Linked DNA regions of Homo sapiens: all the other regions are linked to region 2. Evidence: chromatin contacts called from ENCODE Hi-C or POLR2A ChIA-PET data. All regions are on one chromosome and are shown on one strand. Each heading gives the region's core, a stretch centred on a gene start or an enhancer-like site at or near the end of the contact. The rest is flanking DNA. Distances are from core to core; before and after follow the strand shown. Region 1 holds the start of SAFB2 (scaffold attachment factor B2). Region 2 holds the start of RANBP3-DT (RANBP3 divergent transcript). Region 3 overlaps MLLT1 (MLLT1 super elongation complex subunit). Region 4 holds the start of ALKBH7 (alkB homolog 7).

What was found. A loop is a pair of places that touch in the nucleus more often than their neighbours do. ChIA-PET counts read pairs that join two places held with the same protein, here RNA polymerase II (POLR2A). Pooled maps may share reads with other maps.
Region 1: a map of CD8-positive, alpha-beta T cell shows a loop between it and region 2 (31-fold over the local background). The contact joins the promoter of SAFB2 here to the promoter of RANBP3-DT in region 2. A Hi-C loop is called at or near these places in 4 of 168 maps with a recorded cell type or tissue (CD8-positive, alpha-beta T cell, OCI-LY7, gastrocnemius medialis and 1 more), 10 of 37 single-sample maps with no recorded cell type and 15 of 50 pooled maps. POLR2A ChIA-PET finds 5 or more read pairs at or near these places in 1 of 52 experiments (B cell).
Region 3: a pooled map shows a loop between it and region 2 (7-fold over the local background). The contact joins the enhancer-like site here to the promoter of RANBP3-DT in region 2. A Hi-C loop is called at or near these places in 3 of 50 pooled maps. POLR2A ChIA-PET finds 5 or more read pairs at or near these places in 3 of 52 experiments (MCF 10A, PC-3 and WTC11).
Region 4: a map of gastrocnemius medialis shows a loop between it and region 2 (14-fold over the local background). The contact joins the promoter of ALKBH7 here to the promoter of RANBP3-DT in region 2. A Hi-C loop is called at or near these places in 5 of 168 maps with a recorded cell type or tissue (CD4-positive, alpha-beta T cell, CD8-positive, alpha-beta T cell, ascending aorta and 2 more), 12 of 37 single-sample maps with no recorded cell type and 19 of 50 pooled maps. POLR2A ChIA-PET finds 5 or more read pairs at or near these places in 5 of 52 experiments (B cell, HepG2, WTC11 and 2 more).

The regions. Positions count from the first base shown.
Region 1 is chr19:5,621,371-5,625,049 of GRCh38, reverse strand. SAFB2 (scaffold attachment factor B2) reads left to right here and starts at 2,274. Exons shown (of 21, transcript NM_014649.3): 1 at 2,274-2,520; 2 at 3,654-3,679. The coding sequence starts at 2,335. SAFB (scaffold attachment factor B) reads right to left here and starts at 1,967. Exons shown (of 21, transcript NM_001201338.2): 1 at 1,656-1,967. The coding sequence starts at 1,844. RefSeq lists enhancers at 805-1,536, 1,537-2,269, 2,190-2,529, 3,003-3,679 and silencers at 1,510-1,559, 2,530-2,649, 3,654-3,679.
Region 2 is chr19:5,976,618-5,980,028 of GRCh38, reverse strand. RANBP3-DT (RANBP3 divergent transcript) reads right to left here and starts at 1,626. Exons shown (of 4, transcript NR_046376.1): 1 at 1,515-1,626. It overlaps RANBP3 (RAN binding protein 3), which reads left to right and starts at 1,889. Exons shown (of 17, transcript NM_007322.3): 1 at 1,889-1,968. The coding sequence starts at 1,947. RefSeq lists silencers at 1,496-1,545, 1,596-1,765, 1,996-2,105.
Region 3 is chr19:6,242,373-6,245,887 of GRCh38, reverse strand. The region is part of intron 3 of MLLT1 (MLLT1 super elongation complex subunit); the gene reads left to right. Among named protein-coding and RNA genes, the nearest start is that of MLLT1, 36 kb to the left of the region's middle. RefSeq lists an enhancer at 1,675-2,389. Within about 2 kb of position 1,752, at least 9 of the 41 ENCODE cell types and tissues checked have a DNase peak (open chromatin) inside an H3K27ac peak, as active enhancers do.
Region 4 is chr19:6,371,231-6,374,878 of GRCh38, reverse strand. It overlaps ALKBH7 (alkB homolog 7), which reads right to left and starts at 2,085. Exons shown (of 4, transcript NM_032306.4): 1 at 1,855-2,085; 2 at 503-676; 3 at 290-414; 4 at 1-68. The coding sequence starts at 2,058. RefSeq lists a silencer at 1,362-1,761 and an enhancer at 1,431-2,353.

The DNA.
Region 1 (3,679 bases), core at 1,025-3,524, 360 kb after region 2:
TCAGAGATGACAGCGAGTGATGGGAAGTCTCAGTCACCAGCTTGACAGGAAGATCACAGCAGCTTTTCAGGCCTATGGACCGTCCAGGGAGAAAAAAAGGATAAAGCCTCTTAATTTGGCTTAGCTGATGGGAGGCCCTGGTGGCGGGGCACCACACCTGACCAGCCGCCAATCTCCACTCTCTGCATTTTCTCTGGGTAAATATGTAGATCAGTGGGCTTCCTGCCTTATCTGAGTAAAGAGAATCCATAGTGAAAAGAAACACAAGCTTGAGCTTTTAAAAGGCCCATGTGACTCTGGCCGAGACAACTATCCACCCTTGAGCCCAGGGTTTCTCATCAGGAAAAAAAAAAAAAAAAAAATCCCTACTTCTTCTCATCACCAATTAATAATAAAGCCCTGTGATCTCCGTAGTTCCGGAGTCAGGATGGTGGGATGTGTCAACAGCCCCACTGCCTGCAGGGGCTGGGGGGTGGGCGGCCAGGCGGAGCAACTACAGGGGAGAGGTCCCAGAGTAGCCAGGTGGAAAAAAGGCAGAGAAAAAAAGCTACAGGAATAAGGAAACCGCAGGTGGCTAACCTTTACTTGCCTCTCTGCTTTTCCTAGGGATCCCTTTGAATCCCCCAAGGGAGGCGTTAGAGCCCCCGATCTGCAAATGAGGACTCGTGGTGGCACAGAGAGGAAAAGCGAATCGTGATGGCAACCACACACCGAGTGTTTACATGCGCCAGGCAGCACGCCAAGCCTGCTCCACGCAAACTTATTTAATCCCCAAATCAAAGTCCTATTGCTTTTTTGCTTCTTACAGGAGAAAAAAAAAAAAAAAGAATAGAAAAGAGGACTCAGAAGGGGTTCAAGGTCTCCTATGCCCAAGATCAGGCCACCGAGAGCTGGCAGGGTCCCCAAGTCCAGAGAGACTGACGGAGCTGGGGGAGCCCAGGCTCTGCCCGCCTCCCGGGCAGTTCTGAGGCTGGTTTTAAAGTCCACCCGGGGTCTCCCCTCATTTCACATTTCTGATCACTACCGTCAACACCACTTTTCCTTCCTGCCACGTTACTTCACCGAGCGAGTACCGGCAAACCGTGAAAACTGGATTGTGGTGGGTTTTTTTCTATTTTTCCCTTTGAGTATGTCCTACGGGTGTTTCCTTTGTAAATCAGCCCCGATTCAGGCTGGTCGGTCCCCTGTGGGTCACAAAGCATCTTCCCTGGGGAAACCAAGCAGCCGAATCAGGAATCCCAGGGCCTGGGTTCAAATCCCGACGCTGCCCGTCCTCGGCCGTGTGACCTTGGCCGAGTCCCTTCCCCTCGCCTGGGAAGTGAGGGTTTCAGGGTCTCCCCTCCAGGTACGGAGGAGGGGACGAGACGAGGGGAGAACCCTCCTCTCAGTGGACGATGTCACCCGTCACCGTTTCTCCTGCACGCGTGCCGTTTTTGTGGTTCTCCTGGCCCCATTGCGGCGTTAGGATTTGAACCCAGGCCCAGCCGGCCAAGGAACTCTCTCCGGGGCCTCGGAGGAGCCGGGGGACGCGAGAGCGCCAGGTCCGGCGAGGCCGCGAACGCGGCCGGGGGCGGACGCCAGGGCCCGCGAGCCACCGTCGCGGCCAAGAGGACCCCAGACCCACCCTGTGCCCGCCCTCGGGGCCCCAAATCCACCTTCTTCAGCCGCTCCATCAAAACGCTCTTGTTGCCGCTCGAGTCCACATTCCGTTTCCTCAGCTCCGCCCGCAGATCGATCACTCGCAGGTCGCTGAGGCGCCGCGTCCCGGTCTCTGACGAGGCGGAGCTCAGAGCCGCCGCGCCCGCCGCTCCAGAATCACCTAGGCCTGACAGAGTCTCCGCCATTCCAGGGACCCTGGCTCCGCCGCCCACTTTCCACAGAACCGGGCCGGTTTTATCAGGCTCCTAGCACAAAATGGCGCCGCCTGCGAGGGAACCGCTCCAGTCGCCCCAGCGCGCCTCGCTTCTGCGCAGGCGCACCAAGCGTAGGTTCTAGTATCCCGGTTGCAACTGCACATGCGCAGTGAGAACAACGCGGGGATGTGCGCAGACGCGTTGCGTCTCGTCAGCCTCCCGCCGGGAACTGCCGGGACGCATGCGAGCTGCAGATTCAGCGCTTGCGCGTTGTGCCGGGGAACCCGCGGTTGGTGGACGCGCGAGCGTCCTTGCTGCTAAGTACGCTAGTGGGGGCGGTGCGCGTGCGCGTGCGCGGCCGCAAAGCGGGGCGGGAGGAAACGAGTGCGTTTTCCTCTTAGGCGGCGCCATTTTGTGTTCAGAGCCGCTATAGCTGCCGGCGGTGTGCGACTGAGTCGGTGGCGAAGACGGGAACGCGACGATGGCGGAGACTCTGCCCGGGTCGGGCGACTCGGGCCCTGGCACGGCTTCTCTCGGCCCGGGCGTTGCGGAGACTGGGACGAGGCGGCTCAGCGAGCTGCGGGTGATCGATCTGCGGGCGGAGCTGAAGAAGCGGAACCTGGACACGGGCGGCAACAAGAGCGTCCTGATGGAGCGGCTCAAGAAGGTGAGGCGGCGCGGGGCTCGGGGGTGGCGCAGGAGGCCCGGGCACGCCCCCGCCTGCACCTGTCACCGCGGCTCCCGGACCCGGGGCGCCCTGGGTTCGCCCCGCGTCTTGGCCGACCCCGGTTCGAGGTGTCGGGCACCCAGGGGGCCGGCTGTGTGACCTTGGCCCGTCACCGCTCCTCTCTGTGCCTCCCTTCCTATCCTCTTTCCACCTTTTCTCCTCAAGCGCGCTCAGCGTGCGGTCTTCTCCGCTACCAGGGTGGCCCCGGGACCCCTCCTGGGGCTCCCGATCGAGCCTTGGCTCTGTGACCTTGGGCAGGTGCCTTTCTCTCTGTGCCTCAGTTTCCTCCTCCGGAGAATGGGTGTCTGGCGGACTCCAGAGCATTTACAGGAAAGGGGGCGGTGCTTGTTCTTGCCCCAGGGCTTTGGCCTTTACGAAGCTGTCCACCCGGGTCCCCCAGATCTTCTCGTGGCCGGCCCCTTGTTGTCATTTTGGGTCTGCCTGAGACATCACCTTCCTGAGCGCCCTTCCTAATGCGCTGCCCCACCTCCTTGCCAGCTCATCCTGCGTTTGTGTCGCACCTCGCTGAAAGCAGGGGCTAAATGCAAAATATTAAGGGGTTGGGAATTGTCTGTTTCCGCAACTGGAACAAACAACTTGAGCATAGGGAGGGAGCTTGTGGGTACCCAGTCCTGGACCCGGCAGGTGGCAGGCACTGAGGGACCTGTTGAATCTCCCCAGGCTGGCTGCTGTTCCTCCTCACCAGCGGTGGCCAGCCCTTCACCGAGGCCGGGCCAAGTGCAGCCTCTCTGTTCTAATTTGTCCCATCATATAACTTTAAAGTCGAAGGTTTGGCATTGTCGAGTTGAGTTGCCATTTTGGAACTGGTCCTTGACCCCAATTCTGGAGCTCCTGCTCACAGCCTCCCTCTCCTTTGTCATTTGGACCCAGAGAGACCCAAGTTGTGCGGGGTTCCTCCTCCGCCTTTTGGGCTTGCGGCCCAGATAGCTGACCCGGAGTTGCTCTTTGCAAGGACGGGTTTGCCTTTGTTTCATGGGAGGTTGTTACTTGTAAGGAACAGTGTGTGCCCTGCAGCTCTTAATGATGTTGTAAAACTCATCTCTCCCTAATAGGCGGTTAAAGAAGAGGGGCAAGATCC
Region 2 (3,411 bases), core at 377-2,876:
GTGAGTCGAAATTGTACCACTGCACTCCAGCGTGGGCAACAGAGTTAGATTCCAAAATAAATAAAAGAAAGGGAAGGGAAGGAAAGGGAGGGAGGGAACAAGGGGAGGGAGGGAGGAACCATTTTTAGCTCATAGACTATATCTGGCCCACAGATTGTAGTACTCCTCGCTCTCTTTTAGATCATACTCAAAAAGGTGCAGAGCTGGGACTCCAACCTAGGTAAGACCTGAAACACAAGGTCCCAGGCAGAGAGACGACCAAGTGCAAAGACCCTTAGGTTGGAATGAGCTTGTGCTCCAAGGATGGAAAGACCCACGCGGCTGAACAGCAATGAGCAAGGGGGAACAAAGCAGGGCATGGGAGCCAAGTTCAGGGGACTTCATAAACCTGAATACAAGGTTTAGGATATTCCAAGTTCAGCTGAGAGCCCTCTGGAAGCACTGAGTGGCCTTGATATTTCCATTTTCAGTCTATGTGTATATATATATATATACACACACACACATATATATGCACACGTGTATGTATATATCTGTGTGTATATATATAGATAAAAACAAAGTATATATGTGTATATATATGGGGGAGGTTCTTGCTGTGTCCCTAGGATGGTGGCAGTGGCACTGTCACAGCTCACTGCAGCCTCAACCTCCTGGGCTCAAGTGATCCTCCTGCCTCAGCCTCCCAAGTAGCTGGGACCACAGGCTTGCACCACCACATCCGGGTAATTTTTGTGTTTTTGTAGAGATGGGGTCTTGCTCTGTTGCCTAGGCTGGTTTTGAACTGAGCTCAAGCGATCCTCCCACCTTGGCCTCCCGCAGTGCTGGGATTCCAGGGGTGAGCTACCGCGTCTGGCTGATTATATTTTTCAAAGACTCCTCAGCCTGCGGCCATGTGCAGAACCAAGCCTGGGGCTTCAAAAGAATGCAGCAAAGGATAGCAGAGAGGCCGCTGTCCAAGTCTTCCATGAGATAGATACGGACGATGTGGCCTAGGGTGGTGACAGCCTGGGGGTGACAATGGGTGGCTCTGGGCTGTATTTTGGAGGCAAGGCCAAGTCCGAAGGATTTGCTGAGAGATTCATAGCAGGTGAGTAGAGAACAACTCCAGGGTGTCCAGGACCCTCCCATGAGCCTTGTGAGTGAGGCTGATGGTCCCATTTTACAGATGGGTAACCTGGAGGCGCGCGGTTCCCCTCCCATGAGCTTGTGAAGTTGATTCTCGTAGCTCCGAGGGGTCGAGTCCCTCGCGCCGGCTCCCCCCGCCCCCAACGCCAGCACCTGGGTCCCAGGGCTGCGCCCCCTCCTAGAGCCTGACCACGACCCCCGCCCCCGCCGATGAGCTCTGATTTACCCCCCAATCCCAAGCACCCCGCGCCCTCTCGCCACTTCCCCCGTGGTTTCAGGAAAGCGTTTGCCGAAGGTACCGGCTCCTAAGGCGGGTAAACTGAGGTAGGAGGCAACGCGTCTCCCGCCCGCGCGTGTGGGAAGCCCCCGCAGGCCCGGCGATTTACCTGGAGGAAGGCCTCGGCTGCGGCGCCCTGAACTGCTCACTGTCCCACCGCGGGGGAACCCCGGAAAACGAGTGGGAAAACGAGTGCTTCAAGACCCGCCTCGGGCCGCGCGGTGCCGCCTCACTAAACCTTAGTCGCTGCCACTGCGCATGCGCCCTTCCCGGCCCTTTCCCCGCCCTCTCAGTCGGCGGGAAAAGGAGGCGGGAGATGGCTCGTGCGCAGGTGCGTGCTAGGAGCGCGGCTCGTCAGGGCAGGCTGCTCTGCAGGGCAGGCGATCCGGGGCTCGCCTCCGCGCGGCATTCAGCGCGCAGGCGCGAGCTGGCCGCCTCACACGGAGTCGGCTTGTTAAGTGCGCACGCGCGGGAGTTTCTGGCAGAAAGCAGGCGAGCCTGGGCCGGCGCGGGGCCTTGTGGGAGGGCTTAAGGAAGTAAAATGGCGGACCTGGCGAACGAAGGTAGGGGAGGCGCCGTTGGGGACCGGCTGGCGGCCGGGGAACGGGCGGCGGGAGGACTAGGGGCCACAAGCCCTTGGGGGGAGCACCGCAGAGTGCAAGGGTTTCGTCCGCTCCAGGCTAGCGCCGTGGCGGGCCTTGCAGCCGCCCCCTATTGCGTCCCCTCAGGCCGGGCTCACCGGCCCGGCCCATCACTCCCGGCAACCCCAGCCACTGCAGCCGTCTGGCTAGAGGAGCCGGGTGGCCATCGGGATCGCAGCCCTAAGGCCCCTCTGCGTCGCAGCCAAGCTCGGGGCTGAAGGGGGCGGGAGGCGCGGCCCCAGTGCTTCGGCCACGGATGTAAATAGACCTTAGGGCCTGGTTGTGGCCCGGAGCGCGCCACGCTCCCTCCCCGCCCCCTCGTCCTCCGCCACCCGGCATCTCCCCTTCCCCGGCCTGGCTGCCTATCTCCTAAGCCCGTGAGGCCCTCGTCCTCCGCGGGCCAGCCGCACACCGCGGACGGAGGAAGCCCAGGCCGTTTTCACCCCGTCCCCGCCCCGAACTTCGGCCCCCACTTCCCGCCAGTTCCCCCCGGATCCTTCGGGGCGCTTCGTCTCCCCCTCATTTAGGCCCCGCCGCAGGATCTGGGCCGCCGAAAACCCTGGCTGCTCTTTGGCCCTTTTTGCTGCACTTCCAGACAAGAGACCGTGCGAGTCCCTCCTCTGTGGAGCGCTGACAGCCCACCTGAGTGTTTTTGACAAGGTTACACTTCCAGATCCCCCGAGAAGGCACCATAAGGCTGATGTCTGCTTCCATCCATAGTCGTGTTGCCATCGCTGTAGCTTCAAGACTTCTGAGGCCTATTTTTAGCTCCCCCCCTTTTCTAGTTGCACAAATGCAGGCAAGCTCTCTACCTGTCTGGCTCTGATTCCCCCATTCGGTGCTCCCTGTGACTGGAGGGTTTTCCCTACCGAATTGCAGTAATGAATGAATGATGATAGGAAGTGCTTGGTCTTGTGGAGCATTTAGGGTAGTTACCAGGTGTGGTGCAAAGTCTTGACATACTGTTTTCCCTGGTAGGAGGTATAGATACTGTTAGCCCCATTCACTTGATGAGGAGACTGAGTCAACGTGGTTAAGTCGCTTATCCAAGGCGTGTCACACAGCTGGGAAGGAGCAGGGATGTGAACCAAGATGGCCTGGCTTCAGATGCCAGACCACGGGTGCTCAGTCCCTGCAGATTCTGATTCTGTGTGGTGTTGGGCGGGCGCTGGGCATCTGTACAGGCAGCAGCACAGGTTCTCTCCCTGATTCTTGGCCATTTTATTCTATTTTATTTTTTGGGACGGAGTCTAGCTCTGTAGCCAGGCTGGAGTGCAGTGGCGCCATCTCGGCTCACTGCAATCTCCGCCTCCCGGGTTCAGGTGATTCTCCTGCCTCAGCCTCCCGAGTAGCTGGGATTACAGG
Region 3 (3,515 bases), core at 503-3,002, 270 kb before region 2:
ACTGTGTCGCTTAGGCTGGATGGGGTGCAGTGGTGCAGTCACAGCTCACACAGCTCTGTCTCCTGGACTTAAGCAGTCCTCCTGCCTTAGCCTCCCAAGTAGCTGGGACTACAGGTGCATGCCACCACACCCAGTGAGTTTTTCTTTTTAAAAAAAAATTTTATTTGTTTATTTTTTGAGACGGAGTCTCGCTCTGTCGCCGAGGCTGGAGTGCAGTGGCACAATCTTGGCTCACTGCAAACTCTGCCTCCCGTGTTCATGCCATTCTCCTGCCTCAGCCTCCCAAGTAGCTGGGACTACAGGTGCCTGCCAGCATGCCCGGCTAATTTTTTTGTATTTTTAGTAGAGACGGGGTTTCACCATGTTAGCCAGGATGGTCTCGATCTCCTGACCTCGTGATCCGCCCACCTCGGCCTCCCAAAGTGCTGAGTTTACAGGCGTGAGCCACTGTGCCCGGCCCTCACATCCGGTGAGTTATTAAAAAAACTTTTTTAAGGGCTGGGCACGGCGGCTTATACCTGTAATCCCAGCACTTTGGGAGGCCGAGGTGGAAGGATTGTTTGAGCTCAGGAGGTTGAGACCAGCCTGGGCAACATGGTGAAACCCCATCTCTTTAAAAAAAAAAAAAAAGAAAGAAAGAAAGGAAAGATGGAAGAAAGAAAGAAAGAAAGAAAGAAAGGAAAAAAAGAAAAGATTTAAAAAAATTTTTTTTTGTTAGAGAGTCTCACTATGTTGCTAAGGCTGAGCTCAAACCCCCAGCCTCAAGTGATCCTCCTGCCTCAGCCTCCCAGAGTGTTGAGATTATAGGCGTGAGCCAACACACCTGGCCCCGTTCTTTATTTAACTTTTTGAGTAACTGCCAGACTGTTTTTCAGCAGCTGTGCCATTTTACATTCCCCCCCAGCCGGGTATGAGGGTTCTGATTTTTCTACATCCTCACCAGCAACTCATTTTCTGCCTTTTTGATTATAGCCGTCTGTCCTAGTGGGTGTGAAGTGGTACCTGGTTAGGTTTTGATTTGCATCTCCCTGACGGCCGACGGTAATGAGCATCGTTTTCATGTGCTTATTTGCAACCCATATATTCTCTTTGGTAAAGTATCTGTTCAGAATTTTGCCCTTCCCTCTCATTAAAAAAAATTGGGTTAGCTGTTTTCTTGTTGTTGAGTTTTAAGAGTTCTGTATATACTCTGGATACAAGTCCTGTACTTGGTATATGAGTTGCAAATATTTTCTCCAAGTCTGTGGCTTATCTTCTCATTCTCTTAATAGTATATTTTTGTCTAGCAAACGTTTTTTATTTTGATGGACGTCTTACTGTTGTTTTTCTGGCGAGTGCTTCTGGTTTTGTGTCTGAAACCCTTTGCCACACTTGAGGCCCATGCCTCTGTTTTCGCTGTCCGCTGGCGGCATGCACCAAGCCCACTGTTGAGAGAGGCGGGGGAGACTGTCAAAGGGTAGTGGGTATCTAGTAAGGGAGGCCCTTGTCATTTATTCTTCGCAAATGAGGGTTTTTTTTTTTTTAATGTTCGTTTACAGTGAGGAGGAGGAATTGCTTTTCTTCCATTCTTTGCTGGAGTTTCATGGATTTCTTCATGTGTCAGATATTTACCAAGTCTAGGCCCAGTGAAGACCAAGTGAACACGTTCCCCTCTCTTGTGGAGTTCACAGACTGACAGGGCAAGAGACGGCAGACACACGGGAGAGGAAGTGACCCATCAGAATGAGTTCCAGGAAGCCCAGGGGCTGGGTGCTATGAGTGTGTCACGGGGACCCAGTTAGAAAGGGTCGGTTGGGTTCTCTTAAGAAGCGAGATTGACTTCTTTTTTTTTTTTTTTTTTTTTTGAGGTGGAGTCTTGCTCTGTCACCCAGGCTGGAGTGCAGTGGCGTGATCTCGGCTCACTGCAAGCCCTGCCTCCTGGGTTCACACCTTTCTCCTACCTCAGCCTCCCGAGTGGCTGGGACTACAGGCGCCCGCCACCATGCCTGGCTAATTTTTTTGTATTTTTAGTAGAGAGGGGGTTTCACCGTGTTAGCCAGGATGGTCTCGGTTTCCTGACCTCGTGATCCACCTGCCTCGGTCTCCCAAAGTGCTGGGATTACAGGCGTGAGCCACCGTGCCCGGCCGATTGACTTCTTCTTATGTGAGGCTGAGAGGATGGGGTGGTCCCTTCTAGGGGGAGGGGCAGCTGTTTGAAAGGCAGAGTCCAGGTGATGAAGCGGGGCTGGGGCGAGTGTGAGGGAGGTGAGCTGGGTGGGCAGAGCTGCTCATCCGCTGGGGGTGACATGGTGGCATTTGCTGTTAGATCCTGCATAAGGGGTCGAGTCCTCTGGGTTCACCTGCCTCTTTGGGCGTAAGCTCTGTGGCCGTGGCTTCAGAAGCCCCAGCCAGGTGCCTGTCCCACGCCTGTCCCATGATGTTCTGGAGTAGGTCAGTGACATTATAATGCAGACCTGGCTCCATCTCTCCCAGAAGGAATTCAGTGGCTGCCAAACAGGAAGTGCTTGTCTGTGCCCTGGAGTCAGTTAGGAGGCAGGGTGAGGGCCTCGGGAGGGGCTGCAGAGCTGACCTGGGAGGCTTTGATGCCCTGGTCCTGGGCAGGGCAGGGGCCGGGGGCTGCCGGCCTCCCCGAGCCTTCCCGGGGTGGGGGCCCCCACTGACATGCATGGCCCTGCTCGGGCTGGGACTGGCTCTCGGGGTCTCTTTCAGCTTTACCGCTTGGTGACCCCGCCACGTTCCCGCTTTACGTTCCCAGCAGACTTTAGCATGGTTGATTTTTGTCTTGCTTTGTTTTGAGGCATTAGCCAAGATCAGCAGCTGGACTCAGGAGCTCTTCTCTGAGGCATCATTTGATGTGACTTAATTTCCTTGGCAATCCTTTTAGCTCTCACCTTTGTCGCTTTCATGCCAGTGCTGGCTGCCAAGTAGTCCTGCGTTTCTGGCTTGGTGTGCTTGGCAAAACCGAGAGGGGCAGAGAGAGCTGCTGTCAGATGGGGAGAGGGGTCATCTGAGATGACAGTGGCCTGCTTTCCTCTCCTGTGGCCGGTGTCGGCTCGCAGCCCCCCAGGTGCCCTGTAGATGCAGTCACATGAGGGGATGCTGGCCGGGGCACTTGTTTCTATTGAACCCGGTACCAACAGCACCAGGAAAGGGGAGTGTGGCTGTTTGGGGCGGTAAAACTTGCCCTGCCCCTGACGCCAGATTCCTCTTCCTTCAGTCTAAGTCTCCCGTGACTTCAATTGAAGGAACCCGTCCTGAGAGCAGGAGAGAAAGCACATGAGGGGTACACACTGATTGTGAGAGACAGTCCAGTGTTAGAAATGGCCAAGTGTGAAAAAGAAGTTTATTTTGGTTATTTGCCACTAATATTAGACCTCCTCCCCAACCCCTGCAACAAGCTGTCATTGGACAGGGAGCCACAGCCATCACCAGTCCACCGTGGCCTCCCACACGCAGATGTCCGAGGGCACAGGAAGGGCATTACGTGGAGAGTTTTAAAAGTAAGTTAAACCGCA
Region 4 (3,648 bases), core at 836-3,335, 390 kb before region 2:
GGCGTTCCCCAAAGAAGGACTCTTCATCCCGAAGGATCTCATGGGAGAAGTCATAACGGGCTGAGCCCCTGCAGGAAGAAACAGGCTGTGACTGGGTGCAAGGAGGGCAGCCCCTGCTCCAGGCAGACCTGGATTCCAGCCTCCTGGATTCCAGCCCCCTGCTGCCTCCCACACAGACCCTGGGGTAAAGGCGTCTTCGGGGAGGGCTGGATTGAGGGAAAGTACCCAGGGCACAGGGTGGGCGGATGGCACATTCTTGGAGGGGTGGGTGCTGCCTGGATGGAGGTACCTAAGGATGTAGAGGGAGCCCGGCTCCAGCAAGAGTTCCAGCCACTCCCCCGGCTCCTGGGTGTGCACCAGCCGCATAACGCTGGGAGACAGGAGAGACAGGCCGGCGATGGTGGCCCCGCAGAACTGCAAAAGAGGCGTGGGGATGGGTCAGGATCTAACCGGGCCTGCCTACCCCCTGGCTGGGAGTGCCAAGGCACCGTCCTCTGCCCACCTTGATGCTGTCCACGTGGGGCTTGATGTAGCCGCGGGCTTCCAGGTCCAGCACGTGCACGGAGGAGAGCAGGGTCTGGCCGGGGCCAAAGGCGGCCGCCTGCACGCGCTGCAGGATGGCCCGGCTGGCTTCTGACCAGCGCGACTTCTCTGTCTCTCGGAAGCCGTGGATGGCCTGCACAGAGAGCTCGGTTAAGCCTGGGAGCTCCCAGAGGGAACAAGGAAACTGAGGCAAGGAGGGGCAGAAAACGGCAAGGGGCTGGTTTCCCTATGTGACTCTTGACCCTGCCCTCAACTCAAACTCCCCTAGCCCCTCAACTATGGCCCTACCTAGGTGTGACCTCAGTCCTTAGTACTCACCCTGAGGCTACAATTCCAGGTCCCCAATGCTGGCCCGGCCCCAGCATTCAATTGGCTGAATCTCCCTACAACTTGACCCCACCCAAGTGTCCTGTCTCTGTCTCTCAACATCATCTGGCTCCACATCCGTTTCCGCCCCTAACCTTGGTCCCAGGTCGCAAAAGTGCTCTCCCTGACCCCAAGGTCCTCATCCCCCAGGTCCCGCCCCTCCCACAGCCAGAGTTTCAGCCCAGCCCCCACCATAGCCCAGCTCCCAAATCCCTGCAATAGCTACCGACCCCAAAAAGGCCCTGCCCCATCCCAGCATGTGTCTCCCCTATCTCCGCCCCCAGCGTGGTTCTGCCCTCTCTAAACCTCGACTTCCCCGTCCCCCCCACAGCATGGCCCCAACCCATCCCGGCGCTTGACTCCACGGACCCCGCCCCAAGCTTGGCCCCGCCCCATCCATGCGCTCGACGACCTGACCACGCCCCAATCCCAGCCGCCACGTTCTTCTGCACTGTAACTGCTAGCAGCGTAATCGCACCCCAACCCTACACCCGACTCCCTGGCCCCACCCCCACGCTCGACTGCGCTGTAACCGCCCCCAAGCGTGGCCACGCCCCATCCCAGCACTGGTCCCCACTGTCCCCGCCCCCAGCGTGGCCACGCCCCGTCCCTACGCTCGCCTCCTGTCCCGCCCCCAGAGTGCCCCCGCCCCATCCCTGCGCTGTCTCCTTTGTCCCCGCCCCAGCGTGGCCCCGCCCCATCCCTGCGCCCGACCCCCCTGGCCCCACAACCCCAGCACCGTAGCCCCGCCCCCACGCTAAACGGTACTGTAACCGCCCCCAGTGTGGCCCTGCCCGGTCCCGGCGCTCGTCTCCTCTGTCCCCGCTCCAAATCCCCGCTCTAGGTACCGCCCCCAGCGTGTCCCCGCCCCATCTGATGCTCCACGTCCCCAGGCCGCGCCCCCGACGAGCCCCCGTCCCTCGCCCCCGGCGCTGCCGGTCTCACCGCGTCCCAGTGATCGTATTCGTAGCGGCGGCGGCGCAGCTCGGGCTCCAGTTCTCGGCTCAGCGTCTCCTCCTCTGCCGTGCTCAGGAAGCCAGGCCGCACCACGGCCGCGTCCTGCAGGCGGCTCAGCACGGAAGGGCCCGAGCCTCGCACCCAGCTGGGCCCTGGCAGCGTCCGCAGCGCCAGCAGCCCAGTCCCGGCCATAATCCCGGAGCGGGGTCATGAGAGAGGGCAGGGTTGGGGAACGCCCCCGCCAAAAGCCATTGGCGGTACCTGCGGCAGCGATTGACTTCCCTCAGAGTCCCGCCTCTCGCTCATAGCTATTGGTTGCTGCTAGACTCGCCTTCACAGGCTATTGGCCTTTTTCCAGAACCCGCCTCCTCTCTTGAGCTTATTGGGCGCCACCTCCCGCCTGACTTACACCAGTGGCTGAGTCGCAAGTCCGTCTGCAGCTTAGCACCGCCTCTTTAATCATTAGAAAACGTACACCCTAGGGGTTGCCTGGCCAAGACTTCATAAGGGGATATGGGCAGTATCTGGTCTGAAGTCCGGAAGTCAGGGGGACTGGGGCCAAGGCCACGGTTATGGAGTCGACTAGGGCTAGAGGTTAAGGGCAGAGTACAGTCAGGCCGAGATAAGGGTCCGGGGTCAGGGGACTGACGTCAAGGCCACGATTATGTGTGTGGTGGGGCCAGCTATCCAGAGTTAGGGCTTATGGTCAAAGGTCAGAGCGAGGTATCATTCATTTCCCCGTCTCCGTATCACTATTACTTTAGGTTTGAAAATGGCATTATGGTTGTCTTTTTGATTCCTCGGCCGGGCGTGGTGGCTCACGCCTGTAATCCCAGCACTTCGGGAGGCCGAGGCGGGTGGATCACCTGAGGTCAGGAGTTCGAGACCAGCCTGGCCAGCATGGTGAAAACCCGTCTCTACTGAAAATACAAAAAATGAGCCGAGCTTGGTGGCGCGCGTGCCTGTAATCCCAGCGACTCAGGAGGCTGAGGCAGGAGAATTGCTTGAACCCAGGAGGCGGAGGTTGCAGTGAACAGAGATCCCGCCACTGCACTCCAGCCTGGGCGACACAGCAAAACATTGTCTCAAAAAAAAAAAAAAGAGTCATCGTTTTTTACAAACGCAAACTGAAAAAAAAATATTTACAGAAAAAAGATCTCTGGGATTTGCTTCCACATAAATCCAGGCTGTGGGGGCAGGGAGGGGGCGGGTAGGGAAGAATCATCTTTGACCGTGAATTAATTGTTGAATTGGTGTGATAAGTACGTGGGGTCTCATTACCCTGTTTTCTCTACTTTTGTTTATATTTATTTTTATTTGTTTATTTTTGAGACAGAGTCTCACTCTGTCGCCCAACCTGGAGCGCAGTGGCACGATCTCAGGCCCTGAAGATTTGCAACCGCTGCCTCTGGGGTTTAAGTGATTCTCATGCCTCAGCCTCCCGAGTAGCTGGGATTACAGGCAACGAACCATCATGCCCAGCTTTTTTGTTTTGTTTGTTTTTGAGACCGAATTTCGCTCTTGTCACTCAGGCTGGAGTGCAATGGTGCGGTCTTGGCTCACTGCAACCTCTGCCTTCCGGGTTCAAGCGATTCTCCTGCCTCAGCCTCCCGAGTAGCTGGGATTACGGGAAGCTGCCACCACGCCCAACTAATTTTTGTTTTTTATTTTTTTGGTTTTTGGGTTTTTTTTTTTTTGACACACAGTCTCGCTCTGTCACCCAGGCTGAAGTGCAGTGGCGGGATCTTGGCTCACTGCAAGCTCTGCCTCCCGGGTTCACAC